2 separate regions of the Homo sapiens genome follow, and region 1 is linked to region 2. Evidence: chromatin contacts called from ENCODE Hi-C data. All regions are on one chromosome and are shown on one strand. Each heading gives the region's core, a stretch centred on a gene start or an enhancer-like site at or near the end of the contact. The rest is flanking DNA. Distances are from core to core; before and after follow the strand shown.

Region 1 (6,106 bases), core at 3,318-5,817, 1.7 Mb after region 2:
TGAAGTTCCTCTCTGATTTTGACTGCTATCCTCAGATGGGCCCTCTAAGATTTCACTCACTAAGTGGGACTCCTTCCTTCCTGGGCATGTTTTGGTAACTTGGCTTTTGGCTTTGTTTTATTTAGCTCCCTCTGCCTCCTCCCACCTGTGAATCTTGTTGCTCTCATGACATCTCCCTGTATGTGTATATTTGAGGGCTCATAAACTTGCTATTGATGTTGTTTGCAGGTTTTAGGTTTTGCGATCCAAGTTACTGTATCTGTGTTTGTGGCAAGTTTTGGGGCTATTAAAAAACTGTGCCACTGCCAACTGCCCAGAATTCCTTTTACTTTTTTTCTTAATCCCTTTATGTAGCAGAGATAATTATATCCTCCCACATCCTTTTTTGTATTTCCTTTACAGTTGCCTACCCTTCCCCAACAATTAAGCATGGCCATGTGACAAGTTCTCACTAATGAAACTTGCATGGAAGTAACAGGTGTCACTTCAGAACAGTGGCCGTGGGATCCCTCCACATGACTCTAGTCTCTTCCCCTTCAGTCATGAACAGAGAGCCCAAAGAATGAAACAGCCTGGATTCGTGAATCTCAGCATGGAGGGCAGCAGTCTCTACTTGAGTTTGCATTAGAAGGGAAATTTTTTTCTTTTCTTTTTTTTTAAACCCAGTCCTCCAGGCTGGAGTACAGTGGTGCAATTTTGGCTCACTGCAACCTCTGCCTCCTAGGCTCAAGCCATCCTCCATCCTCAGCCTCTCAAGCAGCTGGGAATACAGGTGGAGGCCACCATGCCCAGCTAATTTTTGTATTTTTAGTAGCACTGGGGGTCTTCCTATGTTGCCCAGGCTGGTCTTGAACCCCTGGGCTCAAACGATCCACCCCTCTCAGCCTCCCAAAGTGCTGGGATTACAGGCATGAGCCACTGTGCCCAGCTGGAAATAAACTTTTATGTGTTAAGTCACTAATATTTTGGGTCTGTTGCCACAGCATAAATCCAGACTACCCAGACACTTTCCCAACCAATTCGTTTATTAATCATCCTCTTTCACTTTTTCTGTTAATATGCTCAAGTATCTCCCATCCAAACAAAACCCTTCCCCTGATCCTATAGTTGCTTAAGTTATCATACAGATTTATTCTCATTCACTGATACATTTCTGGGAGGAAAAGTCTGTATCGGCTACCTCCACATCCTCACCACCCACTCACTCTTCAATTCCTGGGGACATGGGCTTCTGCTTTCTTCATTCTTCAGAATCTATTTTCTTTAAGATTACCAGTGACCTACTACTTGCCAAATCTTGTTCAACACTACTTGACCTCTCTTCTAAGGCCCCAAATTCTGGTCAAGTTGTTTTAAATCCTTTTATGATCACAGACCCCTTGAAACTCAGATAAAAGAGACAGATCCTATTCCTAGAAAAAATGCAAATACACGTGTATACAAGTTTTTTTATACATTTCAAAGAGTTTTTGATCAGCAAACACCACCAAAGTCTATTCATAAATAGCCTCAATAGGTCTGAACCTTGGGTATAGAATTCTGCCCTAGTCTTTACCTAAGAAAGAAACAGAAGAGGAAGAGGGTCATTCATTTCCGTGAAACAGTCACATGGAGTGTTTTTTCATTTCCCAATGTATTTTCCTATATTACCCTGACATTTTAACTCACTTTATTTTATTTTATTTTTTGCAATTCTGTAGTGGCTTCTTAATCTATTCCCCATCTATCTCTTAATTCAGTCATGGAGTAGTTGCTAAGTATAAACACTGTGCTCCTATTACACCAAAGGAAATGACATAGAGCTGAAAAAGAGATATGTCCTCATTAAAACTTGAGTACTAAAAGAAGGAAAAATATGGCCGGGTGCGGTGGCTCATACCTATAGTCTCAGCACTTTGGGAGGCCGAGGAGAGTGGATCACCTGAGGTCAGGAGTTCGAGATCAGCCTGACCAACATGGTGAAACCCTCTCTCTACTAAAAATACAAAAATTAGCCGGGCTTGGTGGTGCATGCCTATAGTCCCAGCTACTCAGTAGGCTGAGGCATGAGAATCACTTGAAGCCGGAAGGCAGAGGTTGTAGTGAGCTGAGATTGCACCACTGCACTCCAGCCTGGGCAGCAGAACAAAACTCTGTCTCAAAAAACAATAATAATAATTTTAAAAAGAAGGAAAAATATGAACAAGGGCGAGACATATTGATATACTTCTGAGGAAGGGTCAATACTATACTGTACTATAGTATACCTACCATACTTTCTATAGGAGAGTAAATGTAATCCTTCAAAGATAGGTTTGGTTTTGATAGGTAGATAGAAGAGAGAATGGTTTGTCAAATGGGGTAGAAGGTATTATGTGAGCAACAAGAGATCTGTAAATACAAACGAATATTGGGGAGATAGTGAATAGGTTCCACATATGTTGACCACAGAGGACACAAAGTTATATAAAAACAGAATGGTAGATTGGGGCTAGTCGTGTGTCAGCCTTGAGTATCAGCCTAAATAGTCTGGGCTTTATTTTGTACATAATAGGGAGACGCAACATTTTTGAGCAAAAGACTGACAAGGTAAAAATGATCTTTTAGAAAGATTAATCTGCTAAAAGTATTTAATACAGAGATGAGGGAATGGTCAAAGAAGAAGAATTAGGAGACAGTGCAACAGTCTGTGCTCTGTACTTGTGAAGCATAGATCTGAAATGCATGAGGAGAGCAATATTAGCAAAAGGGGCACAGCTGATGTAGCAGGCATGAAAGTACATTGCTTGGATCTCCTTTTAGCTGAAAGAATACACTTAGCTAATGGCCATCAGCTGCAGCACCTTTGGAATCTACCACAGCAAGCTGAGGTTATGATCTTCCCAGGCAGCCCATACCAGTGGCTGATCATGGCAGCATTAACAGGACCAGTTCTACCCATTGCAAAACTTCTCTTAACAGGCAATCTTTGCTCTTCATCTCCCCATTAAGTAGGCTGAGACTTTGCTCAATATATATCAAAGTCTCAGGCTCTCCTGGCCCAATCCTCTTTACTCCCCTCTTTCCTTTCACAGATATCAGATCAGCATCCAGATCTGAAGGCTTTCTTTACCCAATCCTCCATCCTCCTTTTTTATCTCTCATAGGTGTACATCCCCATCACCATTCCACCCCCTACACTTCTTGCACTTCCAACTTTATTTCAGTGTCTGCTTCCTGAAGGACCCAAAACTACACAACTCTAAATAGAAAAGCTGGATGTATCTATCAAGGAATCTTATTCTCTTAGAACCAACTATGCCTAGAATAGCCGTTTGTACATTGTGAGTCTTTTTTTTTTTGGGTGGTGGGGACAGAGTTTCGCTCTTGTTGCCCGGGCTGGAGTGCAGTGGCACAATCTAGGCTGACTGCCATCTCCACCTCCCAGGTTCAAGCAATTCTCCTGCCTCAGCCTCCCATGTAGCTGGGATTACAGACATCCACCACCAAGCCCAGCTAATTTTTTGTAATTTTGGTAGACACAGGGTTTCACCACGTTGGCCAGGCTGGTGTCAAACTCCTGATTTCAGGTGATCCGCCCGCCTCGGCCTCCCCACGTGCTGGGATTATAGGCGTGAACGACCGTGCCCAGCCCATTGTGGGTCTTTAGTGTTAAATATAAAAACGCTTTGGAAATATGTGGGAAGTTACACCCTACAAAATTTACATAAGTAAAAAATTAATAGTATTGAGGCCAGGCGAGCTGGCTCACACCTGTAATCTTAGCACTTTGGGAGGCCGAGGCAGACAGATCACTTGAGGTCAGGAGTTTGAGACCAGCCTGGCCAACATGATGAAACCTTGTCTCTACTAAAAATAAAAAAATTAGCTGGAAATCCCTGGAACCCAGGAGGCGGAGGTTGCAGTGAGCTGAGATCATGCCACTACATTCCAGCCTGGGCAACAGAAAGAGACTCTGTCTCAAAAATAAATAAATAAATAAATAAATAAATAAAAAATAAATAAATAAATAAAAAATAATAGCATTGAATTAATTGTGTCTAGAATTAAAGAAGATATTTTAAGTTTAATTATTTCATGCACTAGAAAATGAAGAAATGTGATGATTTATGCATTGAGAAAAACACCAAGGTCACTGTAGATATGGATGTTTTATACATGCTGAAATCTTTTCTCTGATGTAACTTGAGATTAAAGAAGAGACTAAAGTAGCTATTTGGACATTTCTCTATTTAGAGGAACCAATTTTTTTTCTCAAACAGATATCTTCATCTCACAACTGAAAGTCATAATGGGATAGATGGGCAGGACAGAGCAGTTCTCTGAGAGAAGAGCTGCAGCTAGAGTTTAGCAACTATGAGAGACAGAACATGCACTAAAGATACGACCTTCAGATAACAAAGATTCTTAAAATTTCTTTTGAATATTCTTTATGTCTTCTTTTCATGAGACACTGACGCAAAAACAGAAAGACACTCTTGTCATAGCGGTGTTGAAAACATATATATAAAGAACTGTCACATGGTATACCAACTCAAATTCAGAATATAACGGAAACGCTACATGACAGACCATCTTACACTATCAGCCCAACATAACCACTCTTCCTGTTTTGTTTGATGGGGGAAGTTATAATGTAATGCCAGAGGTATATTTTATGTGTGTGTATTAGGCTGTGGAAGATTGGTTGACTGGCTTTTGGTCACTGAGTTTCAGATATTCAGTTCTAGAATAATTTGGGAATAAAATTGCTATCCTATAGTAGTTTTGAGCTATTAAGAACTATTTGGTTGAAGGTCTGATATCTTATTCCATTTTTAACTGCTACTCAACACAAGATTTTCCTTTTGAAGTAGGTCTTGGTAGAGGTTGAAGCATTTCCACGATATAATTTCGAATTATTGCCTCTCATAGTCCACCCCAGCATGACCTCTTTCCTGCCAGTTTCCTCTTTTTTTTTTTTTTTTTTCTGAGTCTTACTCTGTCACCCAGGCTGGAGGGCAGTGGTGCAATCTTGGTTCTCTGCAACCTCCACCTCCTGGGTTCAAGTGATTCTCCTGCCTCAGCCTCCCGAGTAGCTGGGACTACAGGCACGTGCCACCATGCCTGGCTAATATTTTGTTTTTTTTCGTTTTTTTTTTTTTTTTTTTTTTTGAGACGGAGTCTTGCTCTGTTACCCAGGCTAGAGTGCAGGGGCGCGATCTCTGCTCACTGCAAGCTCCGCCTCCTGGGTTCAGGCCATTCTCCTGCCTCAGCCTTCCGAGTAGCTGGGGCTACAGGCGCCTGCCACCACGCCCAGCTAATTTTTTGTATTTTTAGTAGAGAAGGGTTTTCACCGTGTTAGCCAGGATGGTCTCGATCTCCTGACCTCGGGATCCGCCCGCCTTGGACTCCCAAAGTGCTGGGATTACAGGCGTGAGCCACTACGCCCAGCCGCCTGGCTAATATTTTGTACGATTTTTAGTAGAGACGGGGTTTCACTGTGTTAGCCAGGATGGTCTCAACTTCTTGACCTGGTGATCCACCCTCCTCGGCCTCCCAAAGCGCTGGGATTACAGGCGTGAACCACCGTGCCTGGCCCAGTTTCCTATATTATACATCCTCTTTCCCAAATTATTTTCTTCCTTACTTTACAAATTCTCAACTTTCTACTTTTTTTCTCTGAACTTCCACGTCTTTTCCACAACCCTCTACTCCCAACTGAGGGTGTTGCCTACTTCTCCGGGAAAATAGAGACTACCAGAAATAGCTTATCTTTTGATTCCCAAATCTTTTTTTTTTTCATCCTTTTTTTTCCCTCACTCTGTCGCTCAGGCTGGAGTGCAGTGGCATGATCTTGGCTTACTGCATCCTCTGCCTCCCAGGTTCAAGCGATTCTTGTGCCTCAGCCTCCCGAGGAGCTGAGACTACAGATGCCCACCACCACACCCAGCTAATTTTGTATTTTTAGTAGAGATGGGGTTTCGCCACGTTGGCTAGGTTGGTCTGGAACTCCTGACCTCAGGTGATCTGCCCACCAGAGCGCTGGGATTACAGGCTTGAACCACCACGCCCGGCCTGATTCCCAAATCTATGATTCAATCTGCACCTGTACTTTTTTTTTCTTCCTTCCAGTTTCAACAGTGGG
Region 2 (6,548 bases), core at 3,260-5,759:
TAGTTTCATAAAAATAAGACTGCCTTAAGTCTGCATAACAACCCTGGGAGGTAGGTATTTACTATCATTCCCATTTATAAAAGAGGAAACTGAGGCATAGAAAGGGTAAGTATCTTATCAAGAGTCACTTGTTTAGGAGGGGAAAGAGGTAAGATGCAAACCCAGGCAATCTGATGCCAGAGCCAGCACTTTTAACCACTATGCAATACCTATTCCCACATTCACTTGCACAGATGAATTAATAACTACATAAATACATTAATAAAGTGGAAGGACAGACATAGATTGTATCCATAAGTCTGCCTAGGGAAGTAAAGAGGATAGTACTGAAGACTGAGTTTGTTTGATTGATGCATGTGAGGAGTGTGTGCCAAGCACAGAGAATCATACCTGCAAAGCCACAGATGCAGGAGAAGTATTGCAAGGGAACAAGCAGTTCAGTTTACTTGGAGTATAAAGTGAAAAGAGGAAGGGAAGGAAACAGGGTAGTAAGAAAAAGTTGATGAGGCCAATAGGAAAGGAAAAGCTTATAGTCTATACAAAGCAGTTTAAATTTTATCCTTAAAGATTTAGGAAGCCACTGAAAAAATTTAATCAGGATGGAGACACAATTCTATTTGTGATTGAGAAAGAAGATCCTTCTGGTAGCGGTGTAGCACAGACTTTCTTAAAGTTGAGTAGGCTACATTCTTTCAAGAGAAGAATTTTTTCCTGAACACTTCAGGGACTGCTGATACTTTTAATTATAATGTTACTATATAACAAAATATAACTTCCATATTGTTACAGCTTTTAGTCATAAAAGCAATATAAATGTATATCCTGTCTAAACTAAACTACAAACTAAATTAAAATATAGTTAAAGGGCCGGGCTCTGTGGCTCACGCCTGTAATCCCAGCATTTTGTGAGGCCAAGGCAGGCAGATCACCTGAGGGTGGGAGTTGGAGATCAGCCTGGCCAACATGGTGAAACCCTGTCTCTATTAAAAGTACAAAAATTAGCTGGGCGCGGTGGCGCACGTCTGTAGTCCCAGCTACTTGGGAGGCTGAGGTAGGAGAATTGCTTGAACCCAGGAGGTGGAGGTTGCAGTGAGCCAAGATTGTGCCACTGCACTCCAGCTTGGGCAACAGAGCAAGACTCCATCTCAAAAAAAAAAAAAGTAGTTAAGCATAATTTAATGCAATGGTGTTTTACTTAACGTAGTTGCTTATTCAGAACATGCAGTGGTATTAACTGTTTTGATGCAGGTTCATCAGAGTTTGAAGAAAAGGGAAAAGGAGATCTGAGAAGTTGCTGGTGGATTTAAGTTGGATCATTTTTAATGTCCTTCAGCAGTCATAGGTAAATAAATCCCTTTTAAATTATATTTTGGCTGTTGAACTACACTTGACATAACTCTACTTGCAGAATAACATCTCAGACTGAACCTCACGGATTATAGCTTCAGTAGTAACAACTACAAGAATTTAAACTTATTATATTTTTCTTTCTACGCTAATCTAAAAATGCTTAATATAAACATATAAACGCATTCTGTATCATCTATATCTTCATAATAAAGCTCTGCTGCAAGATTTTAGTGCCTACATTTGCTTTTGAGTTTACTATCCAATTACTACTATTTGAATTATATCAGATTTGTGTGAGGAAATGGGGGTGGGGGATTCTTAATAGGTAAATGCTGCTTTCCATCACTTCTGGCTGGATAAAAGCTAACCGATTCAAGGAGTTCAAGGAGTTCTGAAGAAGAGAAAAATGTTCAGAATACCTGGAAACTGGAGGAAGAATTAAGAAAAGTCTGGATAAGCCTGGGCGCGGTGGCTCATGCCTGTAATCCCAGCACTTTGGGAGGCCGTGGCGGGTGGATTGCCTGAGGTCAGGAGTTCAAGACCAACCTGGCCAACATGATGAAACCCCATCTCTACTAAAAATCCAAAAAATTAGCCAGGCATGGTGGCAGGCACCTGTAATCCCAGCTATTTGGGAGGGCTGAGGAAGGGGAATCACTTGAACCCCGGAGGCGGAGGTTGCAGTGAGCTGAGATCACGCCACTGCACTCTAGCCTGGGCAACAAGAGCAAAACTCTGTCTTGAAAAAAACGAAAAGGCTGGATGAAAGCTAAATTTACCATTTATTGAGTGTTGACAATGTGCTAGGTACTATTATATCATCTGACACTTTTTTTTTTTTTTTTTTTTTTGAGACGGAGTCTCGCTCTGTCGCCCAGGCCGGACTGCGGACTGCAGTGGCGCAATCTCGGCTCACTGCAAGCTCCGCTTCCCGGGTTCACGCCATTCTCCTGCCTCAGCCTCCCGAGTAGCTGGGACTACAGGCGCCCGCTACCGCGCCCGGCTAATTTTTTGTATTTTTAGTAGAGACGGGGTTTCACCTTGTTAGCCAGGATGGTCTCAATCTCCTGACCTCATGATCCACCCGCCTCGGCCTCCCAAAGTGCTAGGATTACAGGCGTGAGCCACCGCGCCCGGCCGACACTTTTAATCCTTACAAAAACCCTATTAGATTCATATTACTATCTGTTTTTATGGGGAAACTGAGGCTCAGAGAGCTAGAGTCACACAACTGGTAATTAACAGAGACAAGATTGGAACCAGCTGGGACTAACTCCAAGTCTATGCTCTAAACTATTAGGCAATACTGCCCAAATGAAAATGATTACATAGTAATTAAGTATATTAACAAAAAGATGATTTTGTATTCTTACTCTATAAATCAAAAGTCATGTTCAATTGTGGCAAGTAGGTTTTCTGAGAGATTTATCTTCATGAGAGATTTCAATAGATTGGTCTGGAAAACTCTGTGGCAACTCAAGGTAAAGTAAAAGGGAGGAGACGCAAAAACTGCTTTAACACTAAAAATCTGTAAACAAAGTTAATGGTAATCCCTCTATTGGAATGGAAATCCCAAATCAGTAATAATAGCTCATGAAAGCAAGGTGTCAGAAAACTGCTTTGCCAGCAAATCATTTGTCTGTTTAGAGCTCATCATTCTTTTTTCTTTTTTAAATCATCACGGATCAACATTTTTAATTTTTTTTTTTTTTTTTTTTTTTTTTAGATGGAGTCTCGGTCTGGAGTGCAGTGGCGCGATCTCGGCTCACTGCAACCTCCGCCTCCTGGATTCAAGCGATTCTCATGCCTCAGCCTCTGGAGTAGCTGGGATTACAGGCACGCGCCACCACACCGAGCTAATTTTTGTATTTTTAGTAGAGACGCGGTTTCAGCATGTTGGCCAGGATGCCCTGGGTCTCTTGACCTCGTGATCCACCCGCCTCTGCCTCCCAGCGTGCTGGGATTACAGGCATGAGCCACTGCGCCCGGACTTTTTTTTTTTTTTTTTTTTTTTTTTTTTTTGAGACCGAGTTTCACTCTTGTTGCAATGACGCGATCTCGGCTCACTGCAACCTCCGCCTCCCGGGTTCAAGCGATTCCCCTGCCTCAGCCTCCCGAGTAGCTGGGATTACAGGCATAAGCCACCATGCCCGGCTAGTTTTGTATTTTTAGTAGAGACGGGGTTTCTCTGTGTTGGTCAGGCTGGTCTCGAACTCAGGTGATCCGCCCGCCTCGGCCTCCCAAAGTGCTGGGATTACAGGCGTGAGCCACAGCGTCCAGCCAACGTTTTTAATTCTTAAAACTGTGTTTGAATGAGTGTTGGGTTTTTGTTGTTTGGTTTTCTTTGGGGTAAGGCGGTTATCACCTTACACAAAAAATTTACATCATAATATGAAAATGCCCATTGGTTCATTCAAGGAAAAACATAAAGAATTTCTAACAGAATGGATTAATGGGGTGGAAGAAATTTATCCATTCTCTAAAAATTTTTCAAATCCCAAAAACTTTTTTTTTTCATTTTACAAAATATTTACTTCAAACAGTAGCTGGCATTTTGCATTTAAGAGTTCGACCAAAAGGGACAGAAATATAAATTGCTAATTATTAGCAATGGAAATGAAAATGAATCAGAAGTGACAATAAAGATTTCTAAAATTACAAGTCGATGAAAAATGAATTTACTGTAAATTGGTTAACACAAATCGCTGTAGTAACATATCTGCTATGTGAAATTTTTAAAATAAAAACCAGGGCGGAGAAGGGGAGAAGGAGATCTCTTTCCAAGGCCCACCACCCAAATTCTAATTCTTAGTTCACAGATCCAAATAATAATAATGTGTTGTTCTATGACTTCTAGTATTAAAAGTAAATATAAATTTACTCTGCATATTAAACATTTACATTATTCTAGGACTTCTCCTTTAAATTACGATAGTACACACACAAAAACCTTATTTATCTAATTGCCTTTCGTTGGCACATAAAGACAAAGATCGTTTGCAACATAATCGCGTTCTGATAGGTTTGACCCTCTCTAGTCTTCGTAGAAGGTGGCCAAGGTTTCCGTTACCCCGGCGTCCCTCGGGCACCGCGGAAACGAAACTCCATCAGGCTCCGCCCCACGGTCTGCGGAGTGAGCCAATCAGGGCACAGCCTGCGTTGACCGCGTGCCGGGTGTCATGGCGGCCTGCAGGTACTGCTGCTCGTGCCTCCGGCTCCGGCCCCTGAGCGATGGTCCTTTCCTTCTGCCACGGCGGGATCGGGCACTCACCCAGTTGCAAGTGCGAGCACTATGGAGTAGCGCAGGGTCTCGAGCTGTGGCCGTGGACTTAGGCAACAGGTAAGGAGTGACGTGCGTTCACTGTATTGTCATAAGGTGTCTTGTCCAGCCAGCTTGAGCGTATTCATCTCCCAGGGTAGAAACCCGGTATCCCAGCTCTATTTAATCTCTCCTTACCCTAAACCTAAATTCCAAATTTCCCTTTCCGGGTTTGGAATGTGTCTCCTCGGACCCTCCTTCCCGCGCTATGTCGTTCTCTCTGTTGGTGTGTGCCGGGCTTCTTTGCTCCATCCGACTCTGTCCGTCCACCTGACTTCCGATCTCTTTACTTTCCGGGACCACTGGGCTCTTAAGTGGGAAACATTCCACCTAGGAATAACGAGTTGACGTGGGTGAGACGAGGCCCCCCGGGATGCTGGCCCGGACCCTGGAAGCTGGGGCTCTGATGCCCCTCGAGCTGGGACACAGACCTCAGCAGAGGCTCCGGGTGGCTAGTGCACCACGGGTCCCCCACGTCCCACTCCTCGGGCTCCTTCAGCCTCCTCTTCACCAGGAGCCTACCTTGTAGAAGTTGAACACCAGGTCCAGTTCACAGACATTGTGGAAATATTCGTTTAAGACCTGGGAGAGGAAGGCAGAGATGGTAAGAGATGGACAGGGAGAGAGCCACACACGCACAGAGATGGGAACAAGGTCATCAGAAAGAGACAGCAAAAAAAAGAGACCAAGAGGGAGGCAGGGGAGAGAGAGAGACAGTGACAGGGAGAGAGGCAAGGAGACACACAGAGAGAAACAAAAGCAAAGATCGATGCAAAGAGATGGCAAAAGGTCAGGCGCTCACACCTGTAATCCCAGCACTTTGGGAGGCTAAGACGGAAGGATGACTTGAAGTTAGGAGTACAAGATATCATGTCATCCAATCTAATTGATTGCCTAAAGTGTGACCACTATGACCCTGGGTTAGGAGGAAAAGGAAAAGTCAGTTTTTTGAACGCCAGTTATATGATCCTCGCAATCTTTTTAAACCTGTCGTAAAGGTACTATTACCCTCATTTTATAGTTAAGACTACAGAGGCTCAAAAAAGGTTAGATAACTTTCTAAGAGTCTATAAAAAAGTTAGTATTATGGGACTAGGTGGTTTTTGAATTTCTGTTTTTTGCTTACAAAGCCCATACTTTTTTTTAGGGGACCGCTTTTTAAAAAAAAAGTTTGCTTTAATCGTTCTTAGAATAAATGGAATTGCTAATGCAAACTTCATATATCTAAATTTTTTACGTGTACTTTGAAAAAATTTGGACCCCAGTTCATACAAAAAGCAAAAAAATCATTTTGAATCCAGGTCTCGCACTCTAACTTTGATAAGTAGTTGACATTGAACAGGTTAATTCACCATTTTCTTGTGCAAAGTGTGGAGAGTGGATTCCATCAAGGGTCTGCAAACTTTTCTATAAAGGACCAGATAATATATATATTAGGCTTTTTGGGGTACACACTGTGTGTATGTGTTTACAAACCCTTTAGAAATATTTTAAAAAACGGCCGAGCACAGTGGCTAACACCTGTAATCCGAGCACTTTGGGAGGCTGAGGTGGGTGGATCTCCTGAGGTCAGGAGTTCGAGACCAGCCTGGCTACAATGGTGAAACCCCGTCTTTACTAAAAATACAAAATTAGCTGGGCGTGGTGGCAAGCACCTGTAATTCCATTTACCTGGGAGGCTGAGGCAGGAGAATCGGTTGAACCCAGGAGGCAGAGGTTGCAGTGGCAGAGATCGTGCCATTGCACTCCAGCCTGGGTGATAAGAGTGAAACTTTTGTCTCAAAAAAAAAAAAAAAAAAAAAAAATATATATATATATATATATATATATATATAAACATTTTTAATTGAAGAGTAATATAGAAATAGGCCACAAGCTG

Evidence for each region. A loop is a pair of places that touch in the nucleus more often than their neighbours do. Pooled maps may share reads with other maps.
Region 1: a pooled map shows a loop between it and region 2 (4-fold over the local background). The contact joins the enhancer-like site here to the promoter of PNPT1 in region 2. A Hi-C loop is called at or near these places in 2 of 50 pooled maps.

What each region holds. Positions count from the first base shown.
Region 1 is chr2:53,993,357-53,999,462 of GRCh38, reverse strand. It overlaps a transcript of ACYP2 not described here. Among named protein-coding and RNA genes, the nearest start is that of PSME4, 25 kb to the right of the region's middle. Within about 2 kb of position 4,567, at least 5 of the 41 ENCODE cell types and tissues checked have a DNase peak (open chromatin) inside an H3K27ac peak, as active enhancers do.
Region 2 is chr2:55,691,805-55,698,352 of GRCh38, reverse strand. It overlaps PNPT1 (polyribonucleotide nucleotidyltransferase 1), which reads left to right and starts at 4,509. Exons shown (of 28, transcript NM_033109.5): 1 at 4,509-4,690. The coding sequence starts at 4,530. RefSeq lists enhancers at 4,320-4,469, 4,500-4,559, 4,570-4,689 and a silencer at 5,260-5,319.